3 separate regions of the Homo sapiens genome follow, and regions 2 and 3 are each linked to region 1. The links are chromatin loops, found by intact Hi-C in ENCODE. Cell type or tissue: heart left ventricle. All regions are shown on one strand.

Evidence for each region. A loop is a pair of places that touch in the nucleus more often than their neighbours do. Peaks named below come from ENCODE experiments on the same cell type or tissue, not always from the same donor. Only the 100,000 strongest peaks of a DNase experiment are listed, where the experiment ranks them.
Region 2: a loop joins it to region 1, with 8 times the contacts of the local background. A loop is called at or near these places in 34 of 110 quality-filtered maps.
Region 3: it touches region 1 in a loop (5-fold over the local background); 17 of 110 quality-filtered maps call a loop at or near these places.

The regions. Positions count from the first base shown.
Region 1 is chr3:137,101,880-137,109,879 of GRCh38, reverse strand. No RefSeq gene overlaps it. Among named protein-coding and RNA genes, the nearest start is that of IL20RB-AS1, 120 kb to the right of the region's middle. In heart left ventricle, CTCF peaks have their summits at 4,221 and 4,427 (motif pointing left); no DNase peak of the experiment used is centred here; H3K27me3 peaks cover 2,420 bases.
Region 2 is chr3:138,048,275-138,056,274 of GRCh38, reverse strand. LOC105374128 (a long non-coding RNA gene) reads left to right here and starts at 515. Exons shown (of 2, transcript XR_001740930.2): 1 at 515-1,769; 2 at 6,947-8,000. In heart left ventricle, CTCF peaks have their summits at 3,895 (motif pointing right) and 6,545 (motif pointing right); no DNase peak of the experiment used is centred here; H3K27ac peaks cover 203 bases.
Region 3 is chr3:137,688,914-137,696,913 of GRCh38, reverse strand. It overlaps LOC105374126 (a long non-coding RNA gene), which reads left to right. Exons shown (of 3, transcript XR_924533.2): 2 at 4,948-4,995. Among named protein-coding and RNA genes, the nearest start is that of SOX14, 71 kb to the left of the region's middle. RefSeq lists an enhancer at 1,077-2,042. In heart left ventricle, a CTCF peak has its summit at 3,899 (motif pointing right); no DNase peak of the experiment used is centred here.

The DNA.
Region 1 (8,000 bases):
GTTAGCTTGAAAACAACAGGTTAAAGCGTACTAACCAGCCCAAAGCAGCCAGTTGCTTGAGTCAGGTGAATCTTTTCAAATTGGCTTACATTATAATAATAGTTGTAATCAGGGTAATAGTAATTCCAGTAACCTATAAAGTAAGTACTGTCATTGTCTCCACTTCACAGGTGCATAAAATGAGCCTTGTGGTGGTCATACCTTGTCCAAGCCGACAGGGCTGATAAAAGTGGTAGAGCTCCAGTTAAAATCCAGCTCTGCCTAACCACAAAGCCCACGTTTTAACAGCAGCACAATCCCTCTGCTTGTGTAAACAAAGCTTTGGTTGAAGATAGGAGTGTTACATGACAAGTAGAAATATTTCTGCCCAAATAGAAGTGGTGTCACTCAACTTGGTGGGATTTTGAAAAATTTGGGCAACAGCTCCATCCTTCTAAAGCCAAGCAGGTTGGAAAAGTCACTGTGAAGATTTGTTTTCAAATTTGAGACCCACTCCAAGAGGGTATGCTTGGAGTTCAGCAGACAATGAAAAATCATCCCTAGCTCTACCCACTAACAATTGGTGCATAGAATTCCTGCTCTCTATCAACCTCCCAGCTCCAGCCAGCTAAAAGGGCTCTCTGCTTTGCATGCGACTGCACAGAAGCAATTTATTTTCTCATTGGAAATGGTGATGCCGAGAGAGCAGAGCCGTGTCACACATGGGGGAGCCACCACTATAGGGAACAGAAGCTTCTTCCAGCTTGGCTTAGCTGCCATCTTTTAGGCTGCTGTGATAGCAGCGAGAATGGTGCATACCCAATCCCTGTCTCAAGCAGGATTGAGAGTGTCTCAAATCCCTGCCTTCTTAGAGAGAATAATGGCAGGGGTTCGTGGGGGAGAAAGGGAGGGGAACGTTTCCCTTGAAACCTTGACTATTGGGCTCCTTAAAGATGGATTAGCATTTCAGAGATTTATTCAGTTCCTTGGGTAGAGAAGCTGACTCACAGATACTATAAGTTTGGGCGTGATAGCTTAGAGCTAAATCTGTGTCCTTAAGCAGAATCTCAAACCAATAATTTTGAGAAGGCATAATGGAATGCTGTGATAACCCCAAAACTCCATAAATAATGAAGTCACACCTCTCTTATCCGCTAGTCAAGCATCAAACACCCTCAGCCATCCAGAGCATCTGAAAACACACAAGTGTCCCTAGCAGCCACCCTGTACAGGCAGAAATTAAAAAGCCAGGGAGAATCTAAGAGTGAAGATTACAGAAGGAGGGACATGATTGGTGGGTTTGCAATGGAAGGAACTCCTTCATAGGTAAGCAATGGCTCTAAAAATCAAATGCCGTTAAGAGCAAAAAGAAGGAATAGAAAAGAAAAGGAGAAGAATACTTAAAACCCAAATCCTAGAGAAACATATTAATAGCAACACAGTCCAATATGTAAGTCACGAATGAAAGCCACATTCTATATTTTTCTAGTAACCACACTATAAATTTTTTAAACAGATAACCATTAATTTTAAGAGTTTATTTTGTTTAACCCAATATATCCAAGTATCAGCATTTCAACATATAGTCAATATGATAACATCATTGAGATTTTTTAGTATTCTTGTCTTATGCTAAGTCTTCAAAATCCAATGTATTTTATGCTTACAGCACAGCTCAGTTTGGGCTGGCCACACTTCCAGTGGCTAGTGTATAGGTAGAAAATTCTCAGCCATATGCTTAAGGGAGTCACAAAGAGTGATACAAGAACATCCATTACAGCATTGCTTGTTAGCAGTGAAAAACTGTAAACAATCTAAATGTCCATCAAAAGGTGAATAGATAATTTAATTTTACTAAATTAAATAACAAAATACAAAGCAGCAACTGAAATGAATAAATTGGATCTAAATACATCACTGATCTATCCCTCAAAATCATAATGTCGAATGACCAAAGCAATCTGCAGAATTATATTAATACAGTGTACCATTTAGGTAAAGTTTTTAAAATACCTCAAAAAAGCTATACATTGCTTATTGAAACAAACATATGTAATGTAGTAAATATATATCAGACAGAAAAAATATGCACTAACTTTGAGAAAGTGATTAGTTCTGGGAAAGGAGAAAGGAAGGAGGGAGGAAGGGAGAGAAAAGGATTTGGAGAAATCCACAGTCTTCAATTGGATATCTAATGTTTTGTATATTTAAAAAATACTCTGACACAAGCATATAAAATGTTAATATTGTTACAAAAATGTTACGTTAATACTGGCACTGAAATAATCATTAAATTGTTCTCAATTCTTTTCTGTATGTTTGATATACTTCATGAAAGAGAGGGAGGGAAGAAAAAGGAGAAGACACAATGGTGGCGGAGAGACAGAGAGAGAGACAGAGAGAGATGAAATAGTTTTAACAACCTAGCACAGGATTCTAGACACGTTCTACCTGCCTCCTACAGACAGTGGTACCCATTTGACATTCACTAATGACACCGGTATTTGTTGCACCCCTTCCAAATGCAAACACTGCAGGGCATTCAGAGATGTGTAACACACACATCCCTATAACTGTGAACCTAGTGAAAAAGAAAATGTTCTCTTGTGTTTCTTACATCAAGGCAGAAGAACATTTCCTTTCATTTAAAAGTATCCATTTTAAAAGGCTTATGCGAAACTTTTAGCATGTAAGGGGTTAATCTTCAGTCCTTTGGAACCCAAGCTAAGTAGATCCCCTATTTGGCAATAACGGATAACTGATGAGTTACATTTTTACACAGTCCACACAGCCAAGCCCTGGCTCTATCATCACATCCTACTGCAACTCTTCTGTAACTTTGAACTTGGCATAAACTCCTGATTCACAATATCCCACCCTCGCATTCTCTTTCTCTCTCTCTCTCTCTTTCTCTACTTGATTCTGCCTTCTCTCCTCCCTTCTGAGTACGTTGGACTCTCAGCCCAGCTAGGATTCTGTGCATTTGGTATCCTCCACAAACCGGAAGAGTTTATTGTCCTTCATCTCTTTCTGGTCATTTATTACAGATGCACAAAACACCGATCCCACGAGGTCCCCACTTTTAGCACTTCTCTATTCACAAGATACCCATTTATTCCTAACCTTGTTCATTGTCTCTGTGCCCAGCTCTTCTCTAGGATAAAAACTGCTTCCTCAATTCCATGGTAACAGCTTTCAGTGTTAAACACTATCAGAGATTTGTTGTTCAGTGTAGTTTTTTTTTAAGCTTAAGCAATTACCTGTATCACGGCCACACAACTTTTTAAAAAATACTCTCACCAAAAAGAAATAAAAAAGAAAAGAAAAATATATAATATATACAGTATGTATGATTAGTGAGGCAGACAAGCTCCTATTCTGAGAGATGATTTTATACTTTCTGGTGAATCTATTTTGAGTTTTTTAAGTGTCCAGGGAAGACTGGCCACCCCAAGGTTTTAGGGGCCCTTTGCACTTTCCTATGGATGATTATTTATAAGCTGAATTCTTCAGCTGTCACTGGGAGATTTTGCACCACATAGAAAGAGCTCTGTTTCCTTAAAAGAACAATTCTTACTTTATGCTCCTGGGTTTAAACAAAATTCAAGATAAATTTCTGTTATTTAATAATAATTCCAAATAGTCTATTATGGATCACAGAATTCTTTGAAATTCATTTATTTTAAAGAAGCTTAGCGTTTTAGCTGTTTGTAAATATAAAATATAGGAAAGGAAGGGGCAAAAAGATTTAATTTTCTACCATTCAAATGAGTATTTCTAAACAATGTGAAGAAGTCTCAAAATCATGTGACTCTATTAAAGCTCTTTCAAGTCATGGGTATTGGGTATACAAAAGGATATATTAGCATTGCAGAAAGAAAAGCAGAGGAGCTCCAAACTGGCTTCATTCATTTGGAAAACAAAAAACAAGTATTTCTGTTTAAGTTGACTCGGACATTTTAAGTACAATGAAATCGAATTTCATCTTTCCCCTAGAAGCAACCAAGGATGAGACTGCCAGAAGAAATGTCCTGCCTATTTTAGCCCTTTCTGACCTGCACTCCGAGGAGTGAAAACTGAAGGGATTATCTTCACTTCACTTAGAGCCTGGAGAAAGAGGAAGGGGACTATTCACCCACAAACGCTTTCAGGGTCTGGAGGCAAAACACAAACTGTACTTCAGAATACATTTTCTTAAGTCCCTTTCTAAAGCAGACTAGTTGAAAAGTGGGTAGATTTTGTTTTGCTCTGTAATTTTAATACTTTGCTACCAAGACGATAAACAAATCTGTAACCCTCTGCTGGTGAGTTCATCCTGTCTTCTTTTTCTTCCTTGCCCCCTTCAGATCTCTGCCTTTCCTTTTATGTCCTATTTTCAGTGTTCTGTTGAAGTTATTCTGCCGAAAACAGCAACATACTTTTGTCTTTGGCGCCCTCTTATGGTCACTTTATTATTATAGCACAGCATCTGGCCGCATTTTAGTGAAGAATAAATCCCCTAATGAGGAACTTAGCTATTCCAAGTCTGAAAAGCCGTGAACAAATTCACGTTAATCTGTTTCTACAGAATACCAATAAACCATTCATTCAACCAATCAAAAACCAAACCTCAAACCCAAACAGGCCCAACTTAGGTGATGTTCCTTCTCCCACTACTGCGGCAAGGACTTGAGAATTCCTTGCTGCCAGCCGTTATCCAGTTCCCATGGACTCATCCTATCTGCATCCTTCCATATTTCTCCTTCAGTCCTTACTCAGAAGTTATCTTTCAGAACCACACCTGCTGCAAGGGCCCAAAACCCTTTTATCCACAGTGGTGATTCTCGTCATGGTGAAACATTGAAGTCCTATGTAATATGCAGTGTGCTAGTCCCACTGAGTTTACTATAGTACTAGCTCTACCCTCCGAAGAGTCTTCTCCTCTTTCTGAACTTCCCCCCAGTTGCTGCCTTGTCAGGCCTTTCAAGTAGCAGCTGAAATACCATCACTTCTGGAAGCCTTCCCTGACCTCCCAGGGTATGCTTGGCTGTACCTTATCTTGTGGTCCTCCATAATTCATACACACTTCCATAATGGCAATTAACCAAGTGCACACTTGCCAAACTGAGTTCAACAGAACTCACTTCACATTCCATGAGATGCTCCATAGAAAAGGCATTCTGTGAACAAATACTTTGGGACAATGGAACATATTATATCCCCTTCTTGGAGAGTATTGCTTTTTTTGTCCTGTTGGCATGCCTGAGTCACCTCTGAGGAGCCATGTCTGATCTACTTCTGCATCCTGAAGGCAGAGTTGGCAGAACTGATGGGAGCCTTCACTTACCTGCGGGTACCTGTCCTCTCTGGGAGGCCACCACTCTGCAGGATACTCCTACCCTCACAGAGTGCTCAGAAAACCCTGCTGACCAGAATCATGCATCAGCTTCAAGGTCATCTCATGTCTAGGTGGCCAGTACCTGACTTTTGCCAACTGCCTGTCTTCACAATGTTCTGCTCTCACACTTTTGCTTGCCTTCAGAAACTTGCTCAACCCCGGACGTTTGCCACAGGGTTTCCTGATTTTTTTTCCTGGGTGGATATGCCTATAGGCCTTGACCCGCAGGAACTGTGTGACTCTGGAGACACTCTGTGCCTGGTCACTGTCGCACCATCCCTGTTCTACCTTCCCCTACCAGCCATAGCTCTCAGCCTCTGACAGAACTTGTTCTCTCTTCCAGGAGAACAAAATGGCACCTTAGTTCTGTCTCCCAGAATCTTCCTGCTTTTTTCTCAACCTCCAACACATACTCAGACCACCTTGTCTCTCTCCTGGGTGACTAGAGCCTCCATCCTTTCTCCCACCCACGCAAAGCATTCTTTGTAAAAAGCAAATCTGATCGTGTCACTCCCCTTTCCAAAACCTTGCAATGGCTTCTGGTTGCTATTTGGATGAAGACCAAACCTCTCCGCTGTTGAGCCCCTGCCAAACTCTCCAGCTTTGTCTCACCACCTGTCTCCCCACATGGTACAGCCACACAGAAATTCTTTAAGTTCTTAAAACGGCACTTTTCCCCTATACCTAGGAGACACTATTCTCTCTATCTGGAGCTCTCCTCCCTTCTGGCCACTTCACGTGGCTCATGGCTCATTCCACCCCTTCATGTGTGTGTGCGTGTGCGTGTGTGTGTGTGTGAGAGAGAGAGAGGAGGTCTCACTGTGTTGCCCTGGCTGGTCTGGAACTCCTGGACTCAAGCGATCCTCCCACCTCCCAAAGTGCTGAGTACCTCTCCCATTCTCTACTCTCAGCCTAAACCTCACCTCCCCCAGAGGCCTGGCTCACATGACTCCCCAGGTTAGGATCCCACCCTCCAGGGGCTCCCATTGCCCGTTGCATTCCTTCTGTTACAAAACTCATCTTACTTTAGTGTAATTAACTGCTTCACACATTCTAATTTGTTCATGTCCGTCTCCTCCCCTCAAAATGGACACCAGGAGAGTGGAGGCCAGGTCCAAGTGGCTCAGTCCTCTCTGCCCCCCACCCAGCACAGGGCCTGGCACAGCGCACTGCCCAGTAAACATTTGTTGAATGAATTTTAGATTGTGCAATGTGCTTGTAACGACAGAAGTGCACATTTTCCCCAACGATAATTTTATGGCCTATCTCAGTTTGAGGCCTCCTTCCATATCACACAAAGAAGGCCTTTTCTCTATATTTCTTTAACTGATTGTTTTCTTAAATGATTGTTTAGAACTAAACTTGGATCCAACCTAAAATAAAAGTCAACTGAATTATACATAAGCTGGGGTAGGGGGAGGGCGGTGGTATCTTCCATATTATCAAACGTACATACAACTGAGGTCAAAATTGTGGCTAAAATTTTTTTTTTTCATGTCTAACACTTCAGAGTTTCCTAAGCTCTTTTGCATGTATTATTTCATAATGTAACATTACATGTACTCTTGTATAATCTTGCATATACAATTGCAAATTACTATATTTAAATGGGTTTCCTTTTGGTTCCCAAGATACTCCTCATTTATATCAATACTATTATTCAGATCATCAGAAAGGTTCTGGAGCTTTCATCACTGGGCGCCAGAATATGGTAGACCAATAACTTCAAAGTTCTGAGGAAAAATCATTTTCAATCCCAATTATTTATACTTGACCAAACTGATAATCAAGTGTAAGGATACAATAAAAACATTTTCAGACATTTAAGGACTCAAACAATTGACTTCCTGTGTATTGGTTTTAGAAAATCACTGGAAGTTTTGCTTCAGCAAAAGGAGGGAATAAAACAAAAAAAGAGAATAACGTAAGAACCAGGAAACAGGCGAACCAAATGTGGTAAAGGGAAGGTTGGGGATGACGGAGAGGGATTAGAGAAGAGGTAGAGAGAACACAGCAGGAGGACAGCGGGCAGGGCACTAAGTCTGGATTATGTTCTGCCTACAGACACACCACTCACATCAGCAGGGACTGAAGCCCAGCCCGTGCATGGCTCACCAAGCTAGGTGTTCTCATGGAGGGCTGAGTGCCCAAGCCCTCCGTTATACCCCATATGAGCCAAGGTTCCATATTAGCTTGTGGCATCCCTGAAAGAAGGCTTGTGGGAGATGAGGGAAGGAGGGGTGGAACTGACAGAATGTTTGGAATTGCTTTGGAGAGTTTGGAAAAATTATGAATAAGCTCGTTGGACCATTTGGAAAAAAACAGTCAGCTCTTCTGCTTGAGCTTCCATAACACCACAGACTGCAAGCAGAAACAACAGAAATTTATTTTCTGACAATTCTAGATGCTAGTAGTCCAAGATGAAGGAATTGGTGGGTTTGGTTTTTTCAGAGGCCTCGCTCCTCGGCTTGCAGATGGTTGCTTTCTCACTATGTCCTCATATGGTCTTTCTCTGTGCACACACATCCCTGGTGCCTTTTCCTCTTCTTATAAGGACACTAGTCACATTGGATTAGGGCCCACCCCAACAGCCTCATTTTAACTTTATCACCTCTTTAAAGTTCTTGTCTTCAAATATAGTCAC
Region 2 (8,000 bases), 950 kb before region 1:
TATTTCACTTAGCATAATGTCATCAAGGTTTATCCATGTTGCAGTGTGTGTCACAATTTCCTTTTTAAGATTAAATAATATTCCATTGTATGAATATATATCATTAAAGAATCCATTTGTCTGTTGACACTTGGGTTGCTCCCACATCTTGACTATTGTGAACAGTGCTGCTATAAACACAGCTGTGCAAATATTTCTCCAGGATCCTATTTTTAACTTTTTTGGATATATACCCAGAGTGGAATTACTGGATCATATAGTAATCATATAGTCTATTTTTTTATTTTTCAGGAACCTGTATACTGTTTTCCATTTTATTTTCCCACTGACAATGCACAAATGTTCCTATTTCTCCCCATCTTTGCTGACACTTGTTATTTTCTGTTTTTAAAAAAATATCAGCCATCCTAATGGATGTGAAATAATATCTCATTGCAGTTTTGATTTGCATTTCCCTAATGATTTGTGATGTTGAGCATCTTTTTATATGCTTGTTGGCCATTTGTGTATCTTCTTTGAAGAGATGTTTATCCAAGTCCTTTGCTTATTTTAAAATTGGGTTATTTGGGTTTTTTGTTGTTGAGTTATAGGAGCTTTATATATTGTGGGGTTAGATATGATTTGCAAATGGTTTTCTCTCATTTTATAGGTTGCCTTTTACTCTGTTCATTTTGTGTTTTGATGCAGAATTTTCAATTTTTATGTAGTCACGTTTATCTATTTTTACTTTTATTGCCTGTGTTTTGGTGTCATCTCCAAGAAATCCTTGCCAAATCCAATGTTGTGAATATTTCTCCCTATCTTTTCTTCCAAGAGTTTTATAGCTTTAGGTCTTATATTTAGGTCTTTGATCCAGTTAAATTTTGTATATGTTATAAGGTGGGGAGGGGGGAGGTCAAATTTCGCTATTCCGGACATGGATATCAAGTGTTCCTAACACCATGTGTTGAAGAGACTGTCCTTTTCCCATTGAATGGTCTTAACACCCTTGTTGAAAATCATGTGACCATATATGCAATTTTTATTTCTGGGGTCTCTATTCTACTCCATGGGTCTACATGTCTGTCTTTATACTAGTACTACACTATTTTGATTATTATAGCTTTGTCATAAATTTTGAAATCAGGAAGCATGAGACCTTCACTTTTGTTTTCCTTTTTCAAGATTGTTTTGGCTATTCAGGGTCCCTTGAGATTCCATATGAATTTTAGGATAGATTTTGCTATTCCTGCAAAAAATGTTGGGATTTTGATAGAGATTGCATCACATTTGTAGATTATTTTGGGTAGTATTTACATCTTAACAATACTAAGTCTTTCAATCCATGATCACATGATGTGTTTCCATTTATTGGTGTCTTCTTTAATTTTTTCCAGCAATGTTTTGAAGTTTTTAGTGTACAAATCTTTTGTTTGCTTGATTTGGTGTATTATTATCTTATTCTTTTTGATGTTATTATAAGTGGGATTGTTTTCTTAATTTCTTTTTCAGATTGTTCATTATTAATGTATAGAAATGCAACTGATTTTTGTGTGTTGATTTTGTATCCTTTAACTTTGCTGAATCCATTTATTGGTTCTAACAGTGAGCTATTCTTAGTCATGGAAATTTTATCATATGTTTTACCATCTTGCAAGACACAGATACTCTGATTATTTTTCTCTTTTAGAATTTTATATTGGCTATTTTTCAAATTTGAAATCACATCACATTCTTGTGAGGCCATCCCAATCTCCACATATGGATGAACGCATGGAATGCTCTGATGGGTAGGTGCCTTCATGAATTCTAATTAGAAATCTTCTTTGAAGTTGAGTCTTGAACCTTAGTTGTGGGCATCTTCTGAATACTTCTAAGCAGAAAGTCTCATTTCTCGCAATTCTTCCTGTTCTGGATTCTCATTAGGCTAGTTCTCTGTAATGCAGGAGTATAGTCCCTGGTAGTGTGAGGTAGCATTGTGCTATAGGCTGTTAACAAAAAGTTTTGCAGTTGATCCAAGGTTGCTAACTTTTATTTTGCCAAGTCAGCACATAAAATAAAGTATGCAACAATCACCATCATTTTATAAAGGACACTTTAATACCAGAAGAGTAAGAAGATAAGACTCTCCAAGAATGGACAATTGGCCTCATACTTTGTCTTAGACAAATGAAAATTTAGCAATGGACCAGCTCTGGCCCACAGCCTAGCACTTGGGAGCTGCTGCACTGGTTTGTGTCTTTGGACCATACCAGCTCTTCCCTTCCATGACTGCATGGTTCAATATAAAAAGGGAAAATTTAATTAGCTATATTTTCTGAGGTAAACTGAAGAATGTCCTGAACTTATACATATAGGGATAACATTGATTGGAAATATATAATAGGTTTATAGTGACAACCTGAAAAAGGTTTTTATCACCTGAAAACCTGAGCCCACAATTTAGGAAGTAGAAGATGCTCTGGTCTTGTGGCTGGAACCTAGTAGTGGTGTGTAACTGAGATAAAGATGAAGACCATTTTCAGCTTTAGAAAATCCAAAGTGAATTACATATTTATAATAAGCTGACTCACATGCTATAACCAAATTCTAGGCTTTTAGGGAATCTAAGTAAAGTAACCTCTAAAATCAACAGAGCATCAAGTGTGATTCTGCACTTTTCTTCTCTTCCCCGTGTCTCTCATTGCCAGTTTCTTCTTTCTTTCTTTCTTTCTTTTTTTTTTTTTTTTGAGATGGAGTCTCACTCTGTTGCACAGGCTGGAGTGCAGTGGCCTGATCTCGGCTGACTGCAACTTCTGCCTCCTGTGTTCAAGTGATTCTCCTGCCTCAGCCTCCTGAGTAGCTAGGATTACAGGCATGCGCCACCATGCCCAGTTAATTTTTGTATTTTTAGTAGAGATGGGGTTTTACCATGCTGGCCAGGCTGGTCTCGAACTCCTGACTTCAGGTGATCCACCTGCCTCGGCCTCCCAAAGTGCTGGGATTACAGGTGTGAGCCACCGTGCTTGGCCTCACTGCCAGTTTCTGAGGGGAGCTGCGAAGGTCCGCTAAGTCCTCTCCAGGCTTAGGTGGAAAGGATGTGGAAGGAATTGTCCTGCACCTGTGTGGCCTTCTCTACATCTGTGTTCATGCTTGTGTCTGTTACAAAAGGTTGCAAGCCTATCTCCCTGCTGGATGTAAAGATGCAGGCTCAACGTTTAGCATAGTCGACAGAAAACAGAGCTGCCAGTGGAGACACTAACATGTGTTAAGTTCTTTGGGAAGGAGGTGTCTCTGATGCTTATATCACTTGCATCTGCCCATAGCAGACACTCATCATCTGATAAGCTGAACTGGGCCAATTCCAAGGCAGTAATTGTGCCAGGAGTGTCTTCATGTATTATTCCACCTAATGACAAGACAAGCGAGAAGAGCTAACCTAAGCAGGGAGCCAGAAAGAAAAATGTTTCAAAGGGATAGAGAGGACTTTAAGTAAAGCTTGGGGGCGGCGGGGGTAATATAAGGACCTGATCCAGAAAAGATGGGATGAGCTGAATTGTTCTTCCATTGGCAATAGCTGACCATTGTTAGGCTTTTGTGGAAGAGGAAGCTGCATTTTGTACTCAATAAACTATCAGTGCAATGGATCAAATGATTGGTATGAAAGAATAGAGAAGTGCCCATTGATTCTGCGATTCTGACCTCAATCAGGGATCTTAGAGAGGAGATCAGTGAGAACTTAGACCACATAGCTGATCACTAAGGGTTCATTGAACCCACAGATCCAACGGCCTTTTCTTTGGTAAATTGAGCATAATAGTCACATGGAGGGAGTGCTTTGGGTTCCCCGAGTGAAGGTGATGGGCTGGTTTAAAAGCTGCCACTGCTTCGGTTTTATTTTGTGCATGTCCAGCCAACAGGTGCCTTCCACACGGTGGCACTGTGGGCCACAAAGTGAATGGCTACACAGGCACTTTTTAATGACAGGCTAACTTCACTGTAAGAAATAAGTGGGGCTCCTCCAGCCTGCACCACCACTCATGGTTTGGCAGGACTTGATGAATTGTCTTATTCATCCAGGCAACTCTCCCGTGATTAAAAAACAAAACAAAACACAAAACCCCCAACATTTAAAGATAGAAAATGGAGCAGGACAGGGTATGGCCTCTCTTGCTTTCCTGCATACCCTTGTGTTGCCACGGCCCAGCTGAGGTCCTTGCACAGAAAAGGCAATCAACAAATATTGATGGGTTTCACAACCTGTACCTGCACTCAAGGAGCCTCACTATTAGGAGCTTTTCCGCAGCCTGGAAATATCCAGCATGCATGGCAATCCCACACTGAAAGGTCCTTATGACCCTGTTGCTTCCTCAGCTGCTGTACCATTTCTGTCATTTTGTTTGTGGATACATCTAATTGATTTGTCTATACCGGCTGAATCCTTTTCCTCATTCTGCCAGTTTCTTATATATATTCACTCTTAACTGAATCTGAGCTTTGGCTGACATGCCCTTGAACTGCCCTTGAACTATTCCTCACTCCTCAACTTCCCAGCACATATGCATACCACCACTATTTATTTTCTTTCTTTCTTTTCTTTTCTTTCCTTTTTTTTTTGAAACAGGGTCTTGCTCTGTTACCCAGGCTAGAGTGCGGTAGTGCAATCACAGCTCACTGCAGCCTCAACCTCCCAGGCTCAAGAGATCCTCCTCCTGCCCCAGCCTCCTGAGTAGCAGGGACCACAGATCCAGATAACTTTTTATTTTTTATAGAGATGGGGGTCTCCCTATGTTGCCCAGGCTGGTCTTGAACTCCTGGGGTCAAGTAATCCTCCCATCTGAGCTTCCCAAGGTGCTAGGATTATAGGTGTGCACCACTGTGCCTGGCCCCACTGCAATTTTCATTATCTCTGCCATCATCACTACCACCTCCACCTCCACCACCATCATCACCACCACTACCTCCTCCACCTCCACATCCACCACCATCACTACCATCACTCCACTACCACCATCACCACCTCTACCACCACCACAACCACCACCTCCACCACTACCACCTCCACCTCCACCACCACCATCACTACCATCACTCCATTACCACGATCACCACCTCTACCACCACCATCACCTCCACTACCACCTCCACCTCCACCATCACTACCATCATTTCACTACCACCACCACCACCACAACCACCACCTCCACCACTACCACTAACACCTCCACATCTACCACCATCACTACCATCACTCCATTACCACCATCACTACCTCTACCACCACCACAACCACCACCTCCACCACAACCACTTCCACCTCCACATCTACCACCATCACTACCATCACTCCATTATCACCATCACTACCTCTACCACCACCACAACCACCACCACTACCACAACCACCTCCACCACTACCACTAACACCTCCACATCTACCACCATCACTACCATCACTCCATTACCACCATCACCACCTCTACCACCACCACAACCACCACCTCCACCACAACCACTTCCACCTCCACATCTACCACCATCACTACCATCACTCCATTATCACCATCACTACCTCTACCACCACCACAACCACCACCACTACCACAACCACCTCCACCACTACCACTAACACCTCCACATCTACCACCATCACTACCATCACTCCATTACCACCATCACTACCTCTACCACCACCTCCACCACAACCACTTCCACCTCCACCACCACAGCTATTACCACCACCTCTACTACCCCTATTACCATTATTACCACCCTCTTACCACCACCACCATCACTACCACCACCTCCACAAACACCATCTCCATATATTTATGCAAGTAATCTGAACGTTGTTGCCTATTTGTGAAAGTAGCTTCCATTGTAGAATGGGTGAAAGAAACTGAAGATGGAGGACAGGAGCTCCAATTAAAATTCTAGCAGCCACAAACTTGTTTTATGACCTTGGGAAAGTCATGGAACCTTTTGTTTTCTCATCTGTGAAGTGAGGAGGCTGGCAGAGTCAGTCCCCTAGACTTACAGCATATATAATTCCATGAATGCTGCAGGCTTTAGAAATTTACTTGTACCTTTAAAAAGGTTAGTCAATTTACTAATTATAACCTGAAAGTCTTTTTGATATTTAGAAAATCCTCTTGCTTTTTCTTTGTTCTTTGAAAATTTAGAGCTGCCTCATTTCATAATGCCTGAAGCCTATATTTATAATCAGCATCTATTTCATGGTTCCGAGCCGTTTTTCACATAATTGTCTTTTTTTTTTTTTTTTTTTGCTTTAGAATTAGTTCTTTTGTGGCTAATGTATAGCAGAAACAAAATGACTTTTGAAAAAGCCCTTCAGGAATTATGGGGTTCGCTGCTATATCATTAGGGGCCCACACAGCTCTGCGACAGAACTGGGTCTTAGAAGGAGAAGGCAGCCCTGTTCTGGGAGACGGAGGCAGGGGGTGTTTGCAGATCTGCAGTGGGCGTAGATGGTGGTTTGAGGGTGGCCTGGAAGAAGCCAGAAAATGGTAGTCTGGACTTGAGAGAGGAGAGGGATGAGGTGTGTCCAGGGAGGTCTGCAGGGGGCAGTAGATCACAGAGCACAGGGAGGATGAGCGCGGAGGGTGCAGGTGACAGCTCTGTTGCTATGTGGGGCACTCTGGGCCCTTCGGCAGGGAACGTCACCTTACCTAGGACCCCCAGATTAGTAGATCTAGGTGCATTTGGGCTTCACATGTCATGCTGGTGACATCATTGCTTACTTGCGATGTTGAGTCACATGTCAGCCTCCTGTGGATGTTGGCTTCCAGCAACTCCCTCTAATCTTGTTGCTGTGCTTTGTTGTTGAGACCAAATACAAATCCTACCCAGAGTATGCAGAGAATCTGAATGATAATGTTCTGGTCTTGTTAAATTTGCCATTTGAAATTTCATAATGTAAATGTAGCATGACACATCTACCAATCATGTCTTCTCTTTGACTTTTTAGGCCTTAACCCCCACATTCCTAGAATGTGATTTCTTTCAATGTTGACATACCCCTGCCTTCCACACACAGCCATCTGCAGGCCGGCTAGGCAAAAGGCCTGTGGATGGAGTGAGAAGAGCAAGATATGTCCATTGTGCAAGGCATGCCCAAACATTTTCCACCATGGCTTAAAACTGAAGCTGGAGAGCATGATGTCACCATGTCAGCTGGAGGCAAGAAAGGACATTGGTTGGAAGGGACCACTGGTGTTGCAGAGCAACAGTCTCGAAGGCTCTCGGAGGCTATGGCTGAGACCACCCCCAGAGGCCTGCTTCATATGTGGCATGAAGCCCGTGAGGTGTGGGGAGACTGCCCTGGGAGTCAGAGTTGGGCACGCACAAGGTGAACGATGCCTGCTGCCATTGGATGTCATAGACCTGAGGCAGCACTGTGAACAGAACATGGAAGGGTGAGAGTGGATGCATGGGTCCACACATGTGACAATGGGCTTTTGATAGCCCAGAGTTCTGAACTTATTCTGTGAAAAATGTGAGTGAGAGTCACCCTAAGTCAGACCTTCAGCACCATTTTAGGCACCCATACCCTAGGATGCACATCGTGGGATTCGTACTCTGGGATCCACACCTTGGGATCTCACCCTGGTAAGCCCACCTCCCCTTTGTGTTTCTCAAGCCACAAGTGAGTGGTGCTGCCACAGGGTTCTCCATCTAAGGCACGTCCACCTGGGGTATCAATTTTATTTGAATATCTGAGGGGATAAAATTAAGCATTTTAACTGGGAAATAACTTTATCTTTAAACAGTTACAACAGATATAGATGTATTTTGAAGCAGAATGCAACATGCACAATACTTCATACTTAGAGCTGTCCACTTGAGTCCTGGTCCTGCTGGCCTTGCAAGGACATAGGCTATTTCCTCTATGTATTTTTAAAAAATTTATTATCATTATTAACATATAATTAATATAATATAACTTCAGCACGTTAAGGTATACAATTCAGTAGTTTTCAGTATATTCATAATGTGCAACTATCCCCACAGTTCCCCTGTGT
Region 3 (8,000 bases), 590 kb before region 1:
AGTTAGAGAGTGTTTCCCTTTCTTATTACCAGATGTGACAGGTTTTTATTAATTCTGAACTACTCGAATTTCTTAGCTAACCTATGAGTATTATACGTTTGAACTCCAGGTCTGAATGGAAGAGAGTCTAGGATAGCAAATTCTCTAGAGACTAGTATAATTATTATTATTGTTGCTGCAGTTATTTTCTATCCAGAATCATGGCAGAGCAAACATAATTCTTGCAGGTTCCTTTCATTGGCAGCTGGATAATTTTACCCCTTATTTCACCCATGGTACCACCCTTTTCAAGGGTCTTGGCATGATGTAAGAATCTTGGGCATATTTCCCACATTTTTCTTGACTATGTTTTATTCTTCCATTTCCCTGCACAGTAGTCAATCCCCAAGACATTGGGTCCCTGAATTGGTATTTGCCCTTAAGGCTTCACAAAATTTTGCTCATGGTTATCACTCATGAATTTTTTAAAAAATTATGTGTTGTTTTGTTTTGTCTTTAACAGGAATTTCTCCTACTTATTTTGAGTTCACTTATACATTTAAATATGTGTTTATTGTAACATATTCAGAATCTAGTCATATTAGACCTCCAGGGAAGGCATTTTGGAATATCTAGTCTGCCATACTTCAAGGAAGGAAGTCCCTTGCCTTAGACCTTTTCATTTAATAAACCACATCCTCCTTATTAGTTTCTTTGTTGAACCTAAATAAAAATCTAGAATTTTTGTGTGTGAAAGGCAGGTGAAAAACCATTTCAAAACCACTGATATACTGTCCCAAGAATCTATCTTAGTAAAAATTGAGACTATTTAAGTCTACATCCTAATCTCTTGAGAACTTCCCTGTTCTCCATGATTCCATAAAAATTACCAATTACAGTTTGGCATTTGCCTCTCTCTGTTCTCTTTAGTCTCTTCTATGTAATTCATTTGGATCTGAAAGTGCTCATATATTTTCTCCTTATCTTTCTTAGAACTCATTTTTTCTTACTACCTGCTTGGAGATTATTCTTCTTAATAGAGAAGATAAAAGTTTTATTAATACACAAATTGTGGAAGAATTGTCAGGTGAAACATTACCTTATGAGTGGCTTACCTTGTCAAAAAGAGAAATCCATAGGCTATGGGTCTTATGTTCACATGGCTCTAAGTCACTTAACTTGGTACATGTCCTTCTTAACTTGACCTTCTGCGTGATGCTGACATCTGGGTCATTTTCAGAGGTATCTTCAGACCCCTACCTTCCTTTCTGTGCTGTTCCCGCTACTTCTGGGTGAGTTCCTCTAAAGAGCAGTGTGCCTTATCTCCTTAAATCCTGGGCTCCCATTGCCAAGCTCTGTTTTGCTAATGGAGTTAAGGGGGCTCTTTGATCTGAGTTCTATACACCGTGACTCCTGTTAAGTGTTACAAGATCCGTGGGCTGGGACAAAGAGCTGAGGTTTTGGAGTAAAAGGTTAGTGTTTCTGGGCAGCCTTGGGCAGACCCTGTGAAGCTGAACTGTGGCATCAGGACAGAGACGTTCGGTTTATAGTTCTGGATTCTGAGGTATAGCCCCACCAGATTTCAGGTAGAGCCAGCAACAGACATGCCTGGATACCAGAGTGACATTCAGAGGCCTGAGATAATAGTGATAGCGCAATATCCATGGCAGGAGCTTCTTGGTTGCTTGAGGTCTGCTGCAGCTTTCACACTAGAGTTTTTGACCTTTAGTCCTTACTCTAATGCCTCTAGTTTAAAGCAGCGGCCACACTAGTTTCATCATGGTCATTACTTCGTAGCAGAGGCAGCCTATGTGGATTGAAGACCACTCCAGGGACGCTGGCCTCCTTTTGTCATCTTGCCATTAATGCCAAAGAGAGTTAGGCAGGGATCCTGCTCACAGGACCCCCAAGGGACAAAGGTAGATCACATTACAGTAATGGAGGGAGCACTGGCTTGAATTCTGTTGGGAAGATATAACGTTAGTACAGTGAAGGAAAAGGAGAGGGAGGGCTTCATCCCACTGCGTTTTCTGCTGCTGCAACAACAGATCTGTGCTGGCGTCTGGGTGCAGCTCACAGGTCCAGCAGTAAGTGACATGGTATCAGACTTTTCTGTGCGCTTGTCTGTCTCCCCCGACTAGAAAATGAGTACTTTGAGGGCAGGGACACTGTTTCCTTTGTTTTAAAATGCTGTTTTAGTGCATGTAGGACCTTGGGAAATTTCTTAACCATCTCAAGTTTCCTCAACTGTAAAATGGGGATAATAATAGTACCTTCCTCATAATATTGGTGTGAAGATTAGCACATGTTGAATAAATAACACAATGAATGAAGTGACTTTCCTTCCATTTTTATTCTCTTTCAAGAAGTTCAAGCTGGATAATCTTAGTGTCGTCAAGCAGTGTGGAGTCATGTATAATGGTCTGAGTTCTCCCCTCAGGAGCAGTTGAAAAGAGAAGCAGTGGCCCACCCTTCCTTGACATCCCCACCTTTCCCTATCCCACCCGAATCTTCATGTTGTGTTGGGAGTTGGGTAGGGGTGGGGAAGCCCCATGCTGCTGAATACACTGCCTTTTAAGTCTTCAGAACTAAAGGCAAGGAGCCAGAATCAAAGATTACCTTGTTTTTTGGAGTGTATCACTGGCTATTGTCCCCATCAAACAAAGCCCTTTCATCAGAGGTTCTTTAAAACACTTTTTTTCCCCTCCTTTATTTTGCTTTGAAATAAGCTGGGCAACAATTAATTTCAGAGAGAGAGAGAGAAAGATAATTCAACAAGGATCTATTACTACTCTCAGCTTCTATTGCTGTAATGAAAATCTATTTCCTTTCCCTTTTGTGTCCCATATAATTTAATGCCCATTTTATTAATGGTCTGAAATAATTATGGAACCCTTTGTGATTCTCAAGTATGTTTCATTTAATTGTGCAATAAATGCCTAATCTCTTCCTCCATCTGAAGCTATTATGGCGTTAAAATTAACAATTATGCAGCAATGCGCTGGGGTCCATAGAAATCACTCCAGATAACTAGACATATATAAATCATTCATGAGAACAATTTCTGAAAAGAGATGGAGGGGAAAAAATTGTGTTGAAAATGACATTGGGAAGCCAAGGGCCCAGCCTGTAAGAAGATAGTAACACCTTTAAAAAATCTTTTTTCTTTCCTTTTTTGTTATTATTATTTTATTAATTGTGTATGTGGCATAGCCCTCCCCCCATTTCTATTAGCCTGACAGATATTTTCAGAATTAATTAACTGTTAGCTCTGAGAATAAATTGTTCATTATCAATTCCTCCCCCCGCCTTTCTTTCTTTCCTTTTATAGTTTTTCTTTTTCTTTCAGGCCAGCAATTACACTCCGTGCCTTTCTCCAGCAGCTCCTGTTCTGCACAGCTATCCAAATGGGGAAAGTGCTTTTTCTTTCAGCCCTATTCACTTCTCCTCTTCTCCCTTTTGTGGGATTTAATAACCATGGCTGATAGGCTCACTCTGGACAGAGAGGTTAAGTTTGTTGTCTCAGCACTTTGCTGACAGGGGACAGCACAGGAATTCTGTAACTTCTAACCAGCCCTGCGAGACTGCCTACGGCCTGGCCCACACAGTCATAGCTTGCAAGTAGTGTTTAGAAACCCTGCACCCCAAATATCCTGCTTACTTAAAAGCACTTCCATTGGTGCTGCTAAAGCCTGCCTCCATCTTTTAAAACATTCCTAAGTCCTAGGAGACTCCCAACAATATACTCCAGCCAAGACCCTTCCCCACCACAGGTGTGTACACACGTACGTATGTGCACATACACACACACACACAAATGCATGGTGTGGAGCAGGGTCAGAAAACCAAGTGCCTTCAGGGCTCAGCAAATATAGGTAAGTCAAGCTAGTGGACCGAGACTGTGGCAGATTGGAGATCCCATGCCCTGCCTGAAGGGGGCAGCTGCTGCTCAGCTTCCAGGGATTACTGCCTTTGGGAAATGAGGGCCCGGTGTGGCCAACTCTTCTTGTATTTCAGAAGCCTGAAATGTTAATGTGGAACCTACTAACTAATTGTTGACATGTTTAGAAAAATTAAAACACAGTGTGGACTAAAATGGGTAATATGGATTCTGGCTAGGGCTCCTATCTACTTTGGGCCCCTGCTCTAACGGATTGATGTTTATTCCTAGAATTTGGTCCAGCAGAAGATTCCTAGAAGAACAGGCTGGGTACACTGACTCTTGGCTGTCTATGCTTTGCAGACCCTGGTCTTGGATCTTTTGGGTCTAAGGAATGTCTAAGGTTGTTTTGAATGTTGAGCTCTATACTGAGGAGTGTACTAGGGAGAGAGGGTATCATCTCTGATTTTCTGCGAAGTGTCACCATTTCTAGATCATCAGTGTAAGCACTGAAGAATTATCAGGAACATGAACATCCAATCATGTTCATGTTCCTGACAATTTCACAAGTGATTTAGCTAAATATTAATTGAGGGCTCATGGGATTTAGAGTCCAGATGTGTTTGATGTGATGATGTCAGAAATATTGGCTGAATTGGCCGGGTACGGTGGCTCATGCCTGTAATCCCAGCACTTTGGGAGGCCAAGGCAGGCAGATCACCTGAGGCTGGGAATTTGAGAACAGCCTGGCCAACGTGGCAAAACCCCGTCTCTACCAAAAATACAAAAATTAGCCGGGTGTGGTAGTGCATGACTGTAGTCCCAGCTACTCAGGAGGCTGAGGCAGGAGAATTGCTTGAACCCAGGAGGCGGAGGTTGCAGTGAGCTGAGATCATGCCATTGCACTCCAGCCTGGGTGACAGAACCAAACTCTGTCTTAAAAAAAAAAGGCTCTATTGATGATAGCTAACATTTATTGGAACACGGTAAATATTGGGCCTTACTCTGTATAATTGATATCACATTAACTCATTTAATCTTCTTCCTAACCTTATTAGGTAAGTATTATTATCATTCCTATTTTACAGATGAAGAGATTGAAAAGTTAAGGAACATGCACCAGGCAAGCAGCAAAGGTAGGATTCAAACCCATGGCCCTGTGGCCCCAGAGCTCAAGCTCAATCACTGTTAAAGTATCTCCTTGCTTGGCACCTGATAGACCTGGGCAAGATAAAACACAAAGGTAGGATGTGACTGGGGAAAATTTTATCAAATAATAGCAAGAAAACACATCCATATGAGCTAAACAGTTGATCAAATGTTTTAATGTTCATTTTTTAACTTATAGACAACTTTTAATGACAATGAAAAACATTTTGATGAAGATCCTCAATATCATTGTGCTTCTCTCTTTATATACTGTCAAGATTGTTTTCTTAAAATTAAGTAATGGAGATGGAATTCTATCAAAGGGTGCACAAATTCCTAAATATTTTAAATATATGTATTGTCGAATTGTCCTTCAGCTAGGTGGTATGTACATCCCACTAACAGTTCTGCCATCATTTTTACTGGCCACATAGTATTCCATCACAAGGTGGAGATATAGTCATGTCAAACTTTAAGGTTTTCATCTAGCTTTTATTTAAACCTTTCTTGTAAAATTAACTGATCCTTTATCCCAGGGTTAAGTGAAAAACAACCTGATTCATGATGAAACTTCCCCACAGGATAAAAACATTCACTTTGGAACACAGACAAAGTTTGGCATCCAAATCGCTGTGAGGGTTTTTCTATCATGTCAATATTCTTTAGTTACGTGCTTATATGAATCAGCAAGTAGGAGTTATGTTGCTTTCTTAGTCCTTCCGGTTAGTTATTTGATTACAGTCTTTATCTCTTTTTATATAAATATTGTCTCAGGTTTTTCTCCTCCAGTAAAAAATAAGCAATCCTGCCTGTACATTTATATGTATGTAGCCTGGAACCACTTCTAGTAGCATTTCAATTCAAGTTTTGTGATTTTTCTGGTCCGTGAATTCTAAGCTGTTTAACAGACATCTCTACTCAATTTTGTTACTCAACTCCTGACTCAGATTTCCAACTCTGTAAGTTTTGTTTAAAGATATGATGCCTTTTAAAGAAACACACTGCATGTTTAAATAGAATATACAATTCTAAATAATAAATCACATGGGACCTGCTTTACATTGTGGAATATCTGTCTCAACCCTGGAGGCCTTTAAAAAATAGAATAATAATAAAAGCTGACATTTATTGAGCACTTATGATCTGTGAAGCACTGGGCTTTGCAAGCATTAATTTATTTGCTTTCATAGTAATCCTAAGAGGTAGGTTTTTTTTTTTTTTTTATCCTATTTAACAGATAAGGAACCAAAGCTTAGAGAGTTTAAGTAATTTGCCCAAGGTCACACAGGTAGTAAATGAAAGAGCCTGTATCCACTACAATCTTGTCTCCTAATCACTGTGTTATAGTCCCCGAAGTCTTGACTGGTGTTGGGCACAGTCCTAGGGACAAAGGCATCACAACTCTAGGCCACAGAGAACTCAGAAGTGAGTGCAGAGGCCTTTACCTATGTGTAGCCCATGTGTTTTGAGGAGTAGATATGTGGTTTTGAGATCCATTCAGCAGCTTGATGGGCACCAGTGCATGGACACCTGAGCCACAGGGCCAGCCCACCCAGCACTGCAAAACCCTGCAGCCTGGAGCGGGTTGGGTGGTTGGTGGTTCCCTAAGCCCGCTGCGATCTTGGAATAGTAATATATTCCTCTCAGAGGCAGATTGCAGGGGTGACATGTTATTACCTTTGCTAGCAATTGTTTTGTTTAATTTCCATTTTAAAATTTATTTCCTGTGAGAATGAACTGACTGGAAGTCATTTGTGCCAGGGAGGGAAGGTGAATTTCTTATTAACTCTCCCAGGTAATGGGTAGCTGCAGCTAGGGCTCTGTGAAGGACTTGAATTATTCAGGGTTGAGGAGGGCTGGGGAGGACTCAGAGAGGGCCTGATGGATGCAGTGTGCAGCCTGGTGGGAAGCAGGTGTGCTGTGGGCCTGGGACTTGAGGTGAGGACACCAGTCGAAGTTTTATACAAAAATCCTATAAGGACACTAGGCAAGTCCTTGCATTGGAGACAGCATCCCATCTTTTTCCCTGGCTGGAACATAGACCATATTAATGGCGAGGGGGTGAATAAAAGATTTTAATCACTTGTAAGAGTCCTTTCTTTGAAATAAAGTTTATCTGCCTTTCTATGGCTAGCAGATATGAAGATGGTGTCAATTGAAATTTGAGAGCTTTGTAAAAGGGAGAAGAAAGTGAGATGTGTATAGGGCAAAGGTGTGGAAGATGTGCAGGACCCCTTCCTCATCGCTCTGCCTGTGAACACATCTGAGGGGGACCCAGGGCAACTGGACCTTATTGTCCGGTGGCCTTGGTACTCCCTTCTCTGGAGTCCTTATTCTGGCTGGATGGCTCAGAACCTGTAGATTCAAAACCTCAGAGCCTTCCCCTCAGCACTCCCTTCCAATGAGTAGCCAGGTGTTGCCCACTCTCCCTCACAGGGGACTCAGTGTCCTTCCTTTCCTCTTTGGTTTACTGCCTGAGCCTTGTTTCAAGCTTTCATTCCCTCCTGCAAGAAATCCCCATTATGGACTGCTTGGCTTCCGCCCATGGCCTCTGAGGCCATCTTACAGGCTGGCACCAGATTGATCTTCCTAAGCATGGCTTTGGTGGTGGGACACACTTCTCTAAAACCTTCAATAGCTTCCCACCAGGTAAGATAAATGTCTTAGCTTGACAACTAATGATGTTCCAGCAATATTTCCCTATGGTCTATACTTACCTGACTCAAAGCAGCTGCTCCTTTTGCAGTGTCTCTGAATGTCCCTGGCCTTCATCCCCCTAAGCCCAGAGAAAAAGTTGGAGCCAGGCAGATCATATAACTGGAAGAAGCATGATCAATGGTACCCAACACTTGGTCTCAATTTAGAGGACAGAAGTAAAGGCTACTGTGAACTCCGGAGAATTACACAACACACATTCCATAACTAAGGTAGTAGCTGCTGCTGAGATCCAACTCATGTCTCCATGCAGGAATTCTGTTCTAGGATTTCTTAG